Linked DNA regions of Homo sapiens: region 1 is linked to region 2. Evidence: chromatin loops called from intact Hi-C (ENCODE). Cell type or tissue: CD14-positive monocyte. All regions are shown on one strand. Each heading gives the region's core, and the rest is flanking DNA. Links, peaks and the distances in the headings are about the cores only. Region 1 has its middle 32 kb from the start of GK. Region 2 overlaps TASL (TLR adaptor interacting with endolysosomal SLC15A4).

Region 1 (5,381 bases), core at 219-5,218, 51 kb before region 2:
TATTGCCTGTCTTTTGGATATAAGACATTTTAACTGGGGTGAGATGATATCTCATTGTAGTTTTGATTTGCATTTTTCCATTTCTCCAAATGTTGAGCACCTTTTCATATGCTTGTCTGCCATTTGTATGTCTTTTTTTGAGAAATGTCTATTCAAATATTTTGCCCATTTTAAAATTGGATTATTAGATTTTTTCCAATAGAGTTGTTTGAGCTATTTATATATTCTGGTTATTAATCCCTTGTCAGATGAGTAGTTTGCAAATATTTTCTCCCATTCTGTGGGTTGTCTCTTCACTTTGTTGATTGTTTCCTTTGCGGCACAGAAGCTTTTTAACTTGATGTGATCCCATTTGTCCATTTTTGCTTGTGGGGTATTAAGAAATTTTGCTCTGTCGCCCAGGCTGGAATGCAGTGGCATGATCTCAGCTCACTGCAAACTCCACCTCCCAGGTTCAAGTGATTCTTGTGCCTCAGCGTCCCAAGTAGCTGGGATTACAGATACCCACCACCATGCCCAGCTATTATTATTATTATTATTATTATTATTGTATTTTTAGTAGAGACAGGGTTTCAACATGTTGGCAAGGCTGGTCTTGAACTGCAGACCTCAGGTGATCTGCCCCCCTCGGCCTCCCAAAGTGCTGGGATTACAGGTGTGAACCACCGCTCCTGGCCTTGCTTTCCAATTGGATGCCCTTTATTTCTTTTTCTTCTCTGATTGCTGGAGCTAGGACTTTCAGTACTCTGAAAGAGACTCTCCTAAGAGACTCTTGCCCAAGAAGATCATAACTGCAAATAACTGTTGCTCATTCTGGGAAATTTTCGAAAGACATATTGACTCTTCTATAGAAAGCATCAAACAACGATTTATACCCCAGATATTTTGAATTCCTTTTCTTAAAATCCTCATCTTGCCTTTTCTACCAATCCTAAACTATTATTCTTACCCAATAATAAGACCCTTAATTGAAAGGCCTGCCTTAAGTCAGATTTCAAACTCTCATAAATATCTTAACTTTCCGTTCCCTGCCCAAGATTCTGTCATGGTTTCTTTCTTTTACTTCAATAAGAATAAAGTCAACTTTGTCTGATCAACAAGTCGTCTTGATGATATATATGGGAAGCCAGTCTTCCACTTGGATTAATGGAATTAACTCTGAATTTGAGTTAGAAGTTAAGAGTTTAAGTCATAGTTCTGCTACTTGGTCCACTAATTTTCAGATACCTCTTCTGTAAAATGTATGTATATGAAATATATACATATATATAAAAGTGTCTAGTATAGTGTGTGATAAAGGATACTTAATAAATGTTTCTTACATTATCCTTACTTTTCTTTTTGGTTCCCTGCTGGAGAAGGGAAAGTCGGGGAAGTGAGTATACTGTTAGTCTGTTTAAGCCACCATCTCTGGGTAAGTGCTCCTTGGCCTTTAGTAACTAACCTTATAAATACAGCCAATGCTAGTTGAAGACCCTGGGGGATGGGCATACTTCTCTCTGCCAGGGCCACCATAGTTTTCTGAAAGCAGTGCACACAAGACCCAGAGCAAATACTAACTTTTCATACCTGCAGAGAACTAGTAGCTAATGCTTATGGATGGAGGGCTGAGGAGGACCAGCACTCACCTACTTTCTATACATAAGAACCTTGTGTGTATGCAGGAGGTGTCCTATGTAGGCATTTCTTAGGCCTTCCAAGGGTTTTCCCCATGAACATCATCTTGCTCACTGACTCCGCTCTGCTTTTTTCTCACTTCCTGTGCCAGTTATTGATTCATTGACTCTGAGGTCCATATTCGCCCTTTTTGTCTGCTATGGGAAAATGGGTCTGGGCCCTTTAAATATGCTTCTTTTGCCAGCTGCACAAAGTTCATCTTTGTCAGTAGAAGGTGCTGGAGAGACATTGTAGGAGAAAAGTATTTCATTTCATGCTCTGGTATGCTTGCTCAGGCACTCTCCTGTAGGGCTCTGGGCTTCTCCAGTGTAGGCAGTTTCTCCAGTCCCCAGTCCCCACAGTGCACAGCTGCCAGCAGCATGTAGTGTCCAGCAGCTTCACCTGGCCCCCACCTTGGGTGGTTTTGTAGCAGAGTGCCTCTCATGAGAAACCTCCCTGTAAACATCTTCCTGGGAATCCTTGATGATGGATTTTTTTTTCTAGCAAGTTAACAGAAGGTGGGTTTCTAGCATTAAAGTATGAAATTTCAACAAATTGATTTTTAAAAATAGCATTGACTTTTATTAGTAATTTATGAACTGGGCATCATCCAGTCTACAAAATAGACAGAAACTCCACTGGGCATAGCAGAACAGTCAGTTTTTGTAAGATAACTTTGGCAGGAACAAGGAAGCAGCATAGTGCAAAAGGTGGATTGGTTAACAACAGGTTACTTTTCTTGTATGAGTTAAAGCAAAGGGGATTTTCTTTTTTTTTTTTTTTTTTTTTGAGACGGAGTTTCGCTCTGTCGCCCAGGCTGGAGCGCAGTGGCGCGATCTCGACTCACTGCAAGCTCCGCCTCCCGGGTTCACGCCATTCTCCTGCCTCAGCCTCCCGAGTAGCTGGGACTACAGGCGCGCGCCACCATGCCCGGCTAATTTTTGTATTTTTAGTAGAGACGGGGTTTCACCGTGTCAGCCAGGATGGTCTCGATCTCCTAACCTCGTGATCCGCCCGTCTCGGCCTCCCAAAGTGCTGGGATTACAGGCATGAGCCACCGCGCCCGGCCGCAAAGGGGATTTTCTTATCCTGCTGGCTCAGGTTGCCTTGGCCCCTTTTGGTTGGTTGCTGTGAATCTCCTGTTTTTCTTTTAGAAAACTGGCCTGTTTGGGAATTTGGCTCTCATTTCTTTCCTGATTTCTTGGAAGGTCAAATCTTACAAGTAAACAGCTTAGGTTTCAGTTTGGTTACATGGAACCTTAGCATGAGTGATTCCATTTTGGGCTGGTCTATTGGGGTATAGTACAGCAGCTCTGTCCAACTCAATTGCCTTCCATAAATTTTATTTAACACCAGCAAGTTCTGCTGGTGAGACACCACAACTTCTCTGTCAGTGAGTCATAACCATGACTTGCTGACGAGGTCTGGATCTCATCCCTGGGTGAGGTAATCTTCCTTGGCAACTCTATTTTGGGACCTGGTGTGTCGACTTCTATATCTGCTGTTCTTACATTCTGTAGTGTTCTCCTTACCTTTTACTAGGCAGTCTCTCATTTCTTCAATCCTCTGTTATAGTTAATAATTGTTTTTTTTATTTGTTTTGCTTTGTTTTGTCTTGTTTTGTTTTGTTTTGACAGTTTTGACAGTCTTGACTGTTTTGACTGTTTTGACAGTCTCATTCTGTCACCCAGGCTGGAGTGCAGTGGTGCAATCTCCTTTCACTGCAACCTCTGCCTCCCAGGTTCAAGTGATTCTTGTGCCTCAGTCTCCCAAGAAGCTGGGATTACAGGTGCCTGCCACCACCCCCAGCTACATTTTTTTTTATTTTTAGTAGAGACAGGGCTTCATTCACCATGTTGGCCAGGCTGGTCTCCAACTCCTGACCTCAAGTGATCCACCCACCTCGGCCCCCCGAAGTGGTGGGATTACAGGCGTGAGCCACCATGCCCAGCCAATAATTGTTTATAACATTTCTTTGTGTGTTTTTCCCCTGATTGAACCCAAACTGATATGCTTCTCAAGCCATTTCTTTATCTTATCCTCTTTGATTTAATGTGGTGTACTAGGTTGTTCTTGCATTGCTATAAACAAATACCTGAGACTGAGTAATTTATAATGAAAAGAGGTTTAATTTGCTCATGGTTCTGCAGGCTTTGCAGGAAGCATGCTGCTGGCATCTGCTTGGTTTCTAGAGAGGCATCAGGGAGCTTTTACTCATGTTGGAAGGTGAAGCAGGAGCAGACATTTCGCATAGTGAAAGCAGGAGCGAGAGAGAGAGAGAGAGCCGGGGAAAGTGCCACAGACTTTTAAATGACCAGATCCCCTGTAAACTCAGAGCAAGAGCCCATTTTATCACCAAGGGGATGGCCCAAGCAATTCTTGAGGGATCTGCCCTATGATCCAAACACCTCTCACCAGGCCCCACCTCCTACACTGAAGATTACATTTCAGCATGAGATTTGGGCCAGGATAAACATCCAAACTACATCACTGGGAAAGGAGACAAGGCCCTGCCCTCAGTATTTGCCAAATCTCCCATTAGAAATAACTAAATCACAGTACTCACCAGTCTTTTCTGGAGCTTTGGAGATTTTGCAGCTTCAAGTACCCCTAATTTCAATGTCTTTTTCTCCTCCTTCCAGTTACCGCTCCTCCAAGGCAGACAGTTGCAGAGCCTTGTAGTCTGTATTATGGAAAGAGGGTCATAGGGAAGGGGGGCATAAAGAAGAGGAGCTCTAGTTGATCTTCTAGAGAATTTGAGAGCAAACACATCCTGCCTTCACAGAAATTAATTTTCTTTGCAAACTTTCTCTACAAGAGGCAGAAGACCAAGTTATATAAGAAAAATCCATTGTTCCTTTTATTTATTGGGAGCTAGAATCCTGTCTGAATTACTTTAAAAGAGCATTTTGGGCCATGCGCAGTGGCTCATACCTGTAATCCCAGCACTTTGGGAGGCCGAGGCGGGTGGATCACGAGGTCAGGAGTTCAAGACCAGCCTGGCCAACATGGTGAAACCCTGTCTTTATTCAAAATACAAAAATTAGCTGGGCGTGGAGGCGCGCGCCCGTAATCCCAACTATTCGGGAAGCTGAGGCAGGAGAATCACTTGAACCCGGGAGGCGGAGGTTGCAGTGAGCCGAGATAGCGCCATTGCACTCCAGCCTGGGTGACAGGGTGAGACTTCGTCTCAAAAAAAAAAAAAAAAAGAGCATTTTGCCTTCTCTCAGCCATAATTTACATTACAAGGCATGATACATTATCTGGTAATGTCTGGTCACAATGATTGCAATCTCGTTCCTCATTGAGATGGGCTGTGTGTGTATTTCCCTGTCTTTTAAATTTAAATGAAACAATCTCAAATTTCAAAAAATAAGACAGGCTACTAACAAAATACATTTAGAAATAATTTATGAAATTGAGAATGACTAGCATTTATTTATAAAATTGCTTCCCCTTTCTGTACTAACTTTTTACTCGATTGAAGTTATTTTCACATTCTTTTAACCCACAAGGCAGCTGCTATTTGACCATGTCCCTCATTCTGTTCATTACTTATGAGTGTTTGTAATCCTCTCCTGCATCTTCCATTCCAAGGCAACCACTGATCTGTTTTCTGCTGCTATTGATTAGTAAGCATATTCTAGAGTTTTATGGAAATGGAATCATATAGCAGGTACTCTTTTTTGTTTGACCTTTATCACACAGAAAAATTATTTTGAGAT
Region 2 (5,381 bases), core at 219-5,218:
GTGATACTAACTGCTCTTAACTGTACAATAGTGTGATATGTTCTAAGAACAGAACACACACTTTGGAGTTTGTAAACTTGGGCTTGAATCTTGCCTATAGTACTTAGTAGCTGTGTGGCCTTGGAAGGGGTATTTATCATACCTGAAACTCAGTTTTCTCATTTGGAAAATCTAGATAATGATAAAGAGAAAAAAATTAAAAGATTTTTAAAAGGATATGATCATATCTAGATTATGATAATATCTAATCTGCAGTGTTGTTGGAAGGTTAAGGGCTATGCCTGGAAAGCACTCGGCATACAGCTGTCATTATTATGATGCGTATCCCATTTATTGCGTCTGCTTTTTGACTTAGGTCAAGGGTAGGTAAGCCACAGCCCAGGACCAAATTGGCCCCCTGCTTGTTTTTGTAAACTTTAGTAGGAGCCCAGACACAATCATTTGTTTACATATTGTCTATGGTTACTTTCCTGCTAGGCCAGCAGGGCTGCAACAGAGTTTGTATGATTTGCAAAGTCTAAAATATTAACTCTCTGGCCTTGTATAAAAAAAGTTTGCTGATCCCTAACTTAGGTGTTTTAAACGTTCCCCCTTATAAAGTTCTTCTTTCCTTAGGTTTTCTCTTTGACTCCACGCTTGTGTTGTTTAGATGTAAATTAAAAGTGTGTCCTTTGATCAGCATGCTCAAAGGATACAAAATTACAGTTATATAGAAGGAATAAGTTCAAAGGATCTCTTGTACAGCATGGTGACTACAGTTGATGATCTATCATATTCTTGAGAAATGATAAGAAACTGAATATAAGTATTCTCACCACAAAAATAATAACTGTGAGCTAATATATATGTTAATTAGATAGATGTTGCCATTTCACAATATACACACTTCAAAATACCATATTATACATGAGAAATTCATACAATTTTATCTGTCAATTTTAAAAAATCAATCAAAAATGTGTCTATGTGAAGAAGTGATAACAACAGCTTTCTGAAAAACTAAATGCTCATCTAGAAAGAGAACTTACATTGCAGTTTCTTCTGAAAAGCAAGTAAATGATTTAACAAGGCACTGCACTTTAGCACATATTTCTAAGTTGTGAATTTGCACATAAGGTTAATTTTGGCATTCCCCTATCTGTTAATGATTAATGTGGGCTAAAATTGCCTATAACATCTCCTCTGCAAATATTCTCAGGTGTCTTTTCCTTCACGCCTAACCAATCAGGGAGAATTTTATACATTTTATATATGTATATTTTATATGTAATATATATAGCTTTACATATATATAGCTTTATATATATATAGCTTCTCTAAGATGAGAAACAAGAATTCAAGTGACAAAATATCATTGAACAATTAAAGTAATCCATTGGGTTAAATTTTGATGTCTCAGATGAAATCAAGTCTAACAAATATGTTAACATCTGTTTGAAGTGTACCTTTTATATACCCTTGAAGAGACCCAGTGATATCTTATTAGAATTTCAAAAATAATGGAAAATTATTAAGAAAAATGCAAAAATCAGTCAAAATAAACCCAATTAACTTTTCTTGATGTCTCTACTCTAAAATTTGAGGATATTGTGATGTGCAATGCTGTCTTTATTCTAGTGGTGCATTAAAGGGTGCAGTAATGCCCCCCCCCCCTTTTTTTTGAGATGGAGTCTCGTTCTATCGCCCCGGCTGAAGGGCAGTGGCCCGATCTCAGCTCACTGCAACCTCTGCCCATGACCCCACCCCATTCAAGCGATTCTCCTGCCTCAGCCTCCTGAGTAGCTGGGATTACAGGCATGCACCACCACGCCCTGCTAATTTTTTGTATTTTTAGTAAAGATGGGGTTTTGTCATGTTGGCCAGGCTGGTCTCAAACTCCTGACCTGAGGTGATCCACCTGCCTTGGCCTCCCAAAGTGTTGAGATTACAGGCGTGAGCCACCACGCCTGGCCAAATGGGTTTCTTTCTTTCTTTCTTTCTTTCTTTCTTTCTTTCTTTCTTTCTTTCTTTCTTTCTTTCTTTCTTTCTTTCTCTTTCTTTCTCTTTTTCCTTCCTTCCTTCCTTCTTTCCTTCTTTCCTTCTTTCTTTCCTTCTTTCTTTCTTTTTCTGAGACTAAATTTTGCTCTTGTTGTTCAGGCTGGAATGCAGTGGCGCAATCTCAGCTCACCACAACCTCCACCTCCCGGGTTCAAGCGATTCTCCTGCCTCAGCCTCCCGAGTAGCTGGGATTACAGGCATGTGCCACCACGCCAGACTAATTTTGTATTTTTAGTAGAAATGGGGTTTCTCCATGTTGGTCAGGCTGGTCTCGAACTCCCGACCTCAGGTGATCCACCCACCTCGGCCTCCCAAAGTGCTGGGATTATAGGTGTGAACCACTGCACCCGGCCTTGAATGGGCCCTTTTAAGTGCATTAAAGTGGAAGATGAATTGAAGCAAAGGGCCTAAACTAGGAAATTAATTATGAAGATTAAATGTGTTAATATATGTATTTTTGTTTATAAATTTTATGTATTATTACTCTGCATAGCTTTAGAAAGGTCTTTTAAAAGCCTCCTTAGTGTGCTCTCTGCTGCCCTCTGCTGCTAATTTTCAGAAATTAATTTTGATTCTGATTAATGCTCACTTTATTCTTCATAATCTCATTCAAAATTAAAGTTTGATGGTACTCTAGACATAATTTAATCCCACATTCTCAATTTACAGATGATAAGTTGAGTGTCTGAGAGGTTAAGAACATGAACTTGGGCTCTGTTTCCTGACTGCTGGTGATTTTGGACACTACTCAATTTTGTCATCTGTAAAATGAGCATAATAATAGTACCTAAATATTAGAGTTTTTTTGTGATGATCAATTAATTTAGTACATAAAAAGCACTTAGAATATTATCTGGGTTGTAGCTAGTACTATGTTAGCTATTTTATAGATCTGGCAACAACTAAACTAAAACCACTGCTAGTGACAAGATCAGAGAACTCTGGTCTCTTAAATACTAGTGCGTGCTCTCTCTCTTTCTCTTCATATATATGTGTGTGTGTGTGTGTGTGTGTGAGAGAGAGAGTATTTATGTACACACACATATATATTTTATAAAATATATACAATTCTCCATGATTTGTTAAGTGTGAAGGAAAAGACACTGGAAGACGTTTGTAGATGAGATGTTCTAGGTAACATACATATATTTATATATATACACCACATATGTATATTGCCTGAATGAGTATGAAATTAAATTTTGCCTTCAAATATAGATTTTTTTTTTTCTTTTTAGACAGAGTCTTGCTCTGTCGCCAGGCTGGAGTGCAGTGGCGCTATCTGGGCTCACTGCAATCTCCAATCTCCACCTCCTGGGTTCAAGTGATTCTCCTGCCTCAGCCTCCCGAGCAGCTGGGATTATAGGCACACGCCACTACCCCCAGCTAATTTTTGTATTTTTAGTAGAGACGGGGTTTCACCATGTTGGCCAGGATGGTCTCGAACTCCTGACCTTGTGATCCATCCACCTCGGCCTCCCAAAGTGCTGGGATTATAGGTGTGAGCCACCGTGCCCGGCCCGAATATAGATTTTTAAAATGTGACTTGTTCAATGCATCCAAAGCTCTTGTAGTCTTTACAAAGCCCTTGCTGCTGCTCCTTCCTCCTTGTACTGTTCCAGGTAGGCTCCCCATAGAAGAAGTTACAAACCTAGAAAGCTCCTCAAGCCCCCAATATAAATTCCTACTGCCTGCAAGTGGAAGGTGACTTCACTGTGGACTTTAAGTAGCTTCTCTAATGAGCTGCCTACCTGAATTTCCAATGGACAATTACACACTTGCACCCAGACAGTCTATCTCTTGTCAGGCTCAAGAAGAGCTAAGCTAAACCCATTGCTTCCTCCACAGCTCCTCCTGATCTTCCCATTTTGGTCAATGATGGTGCCATTTCCCCTACATACCCACACTCAGAGTTACTTTTGGCTCCTCTCTCTCCTTCACTTCCATGTCTGGGGGTCTTGGTCTCTCAAATGCATTCCTTCTCTTTCTTTTCTCCTACCTCCCTCCTGGTTCCTGTCCCAGTCATCTCAGGCTGGGATGAATCCAACAGCCTCCTAACTTGGGTCCTTAATACCAATCTCACTCTGCTGAAATTAATTTTGCACTTTATTGCCATATTATATCATGTGGTGAATCAGCTTCCTTACCTGCCAGAACGTTGCAGTGCCTACAGGATGAATCAAATGTACTCAGTCTTGGATGTCCCAACTTACCTCCCTGACCTGACCTTATCTCCCACTCCTCCCTCTCAGAAATCTTTTTTCCTTTTTTTTTTTTTTTTGCTGGGGACGTGTCTATCCCTAGACACTAGGATGCACTTTCTGTTTTTCCGTCATCAGACCCACCACTTTACTGGTCTGTCTTGGGTCCTACACATCAGAATGATAGGGTTCTTATTCTGCCAGAATTAAGATACCAGCAAACCTCTCAGTTGACAACCAATAGGAAAAGGGGCCCATTACTGTACTCAAAATAAAATTCTAGGCCCTTTTCCTTCATTGTTATGAAGGAGTGTGGAGATTATCAGGAGTACTTATAAAACTCATCTGCATACAATGAAAGAAGACTCTGTTAGGGTTGATTGTTTAATATGAAGAAAAATAAGATAAATAGTGGGAGACTTGGAGTGTGTCTGAATGGGGATAAGGGGTCCTAAAGGGGGGATTCGGCAAACTGGGACATTTCAAGAAAGGCTCTTAGGTGAGCATGACACTGACAAACAATGCTTGCGCCCCACCTACATTGGTGTCTGTTACTGACCCACATGAAATTGACAACACAAACCTCTTCACTTTTATTGCCCTTCTCTCCTCTGTCTGCAATGTTTTCCCTCTTTTCACTGCCATTGGAATCCTTTCTGTCTGTAGGGCCAAATAAAGGTTAACCTGTCACACAGTCATCTCTCTCTCTTCTTCACCCTTAGAATATGCAATATCTTTAACCACAAACAGCTGTACAGGAAATGCCATCTTCTTCTCCCCCCACCCCCTTAGTTACTATTTATTTATTTATTTGAGACAGAGCCTCACTCTGTCATCCAGGCTGGAGTGCAGTGGCACGATCTCGACTCACTGCAACCTCCGCCTCCCCAGTTCAAGTGATTCTCCTGCCTCAGCCTCCTGAGTAGCTGGGATTACAGGCGTCTGCCACCACGCCCGGCTAATTTATGTATTTTTTAGTAGAGATGGGGTTTCATCATATTGGCCAGGCTGGTCTCTAACTCCTGACCTCAGGTGATCCGCCCTCCTTGGCCTCCCAAAGTGCTGGGATTACAGGTGTGAGCCACCGTACCTGGCCCTTAGTTACTTTAAAATATTTATCTTTAGTTTTTATTTTAATTAAAA

Evidence for each region. A loop is a pair of places that touch in the nucleus more often than their neighbours do. Peaks named below come from ENCODE experiments on the same cell type or tissue, not always from the same donor. Only the 100,000 strongest peaks of a DNase experiment are listed, where the experiment ranks them.
Region 1: it touches region 2 in a loop (3-fold over the local background); 10 of 110 quality-filtered maps call a loop at or near these places.

The regions. Positions count from the first base shown.
Region 1 is chrX:30,619,047-30,624,427 of GRCh38, reverse strand. No RefSeq gene overlaps it. Among named protein-coding and RNA genes, the nearest start is that of GK, 32 kb to the left of the region's middle. In CD14-positive monocyte, for the core only: no CTCF peak of the experiment used is centred there; a DNase peak (open chromatin) is centred at 3,067; H3K4me3 peaks cover 591 bases; H3K27ac peaks cover 3,263 bases.
Region 2 is chrX:30,567,908-30,573,288 of GRCh38, reverse strand. All of the region lies in intron 2 of TASL (TLR adaptor interacting with endolysosomal SLC15A4), which reads left to right. Among named protein-coding and RNA genes, the nearest start is that of TASL, 7.2 kb to the left of the region's middle. In CD14-positive monocyte, for the core only: a CTCF peak has its summit at 2,612 (motif pointing left); DNase peaks (open chromatin) are centred at 2,578 and 4,988; H3K4me3 peaks cover 2,647 bases; H3K27ac peaks cover 3,916 bases.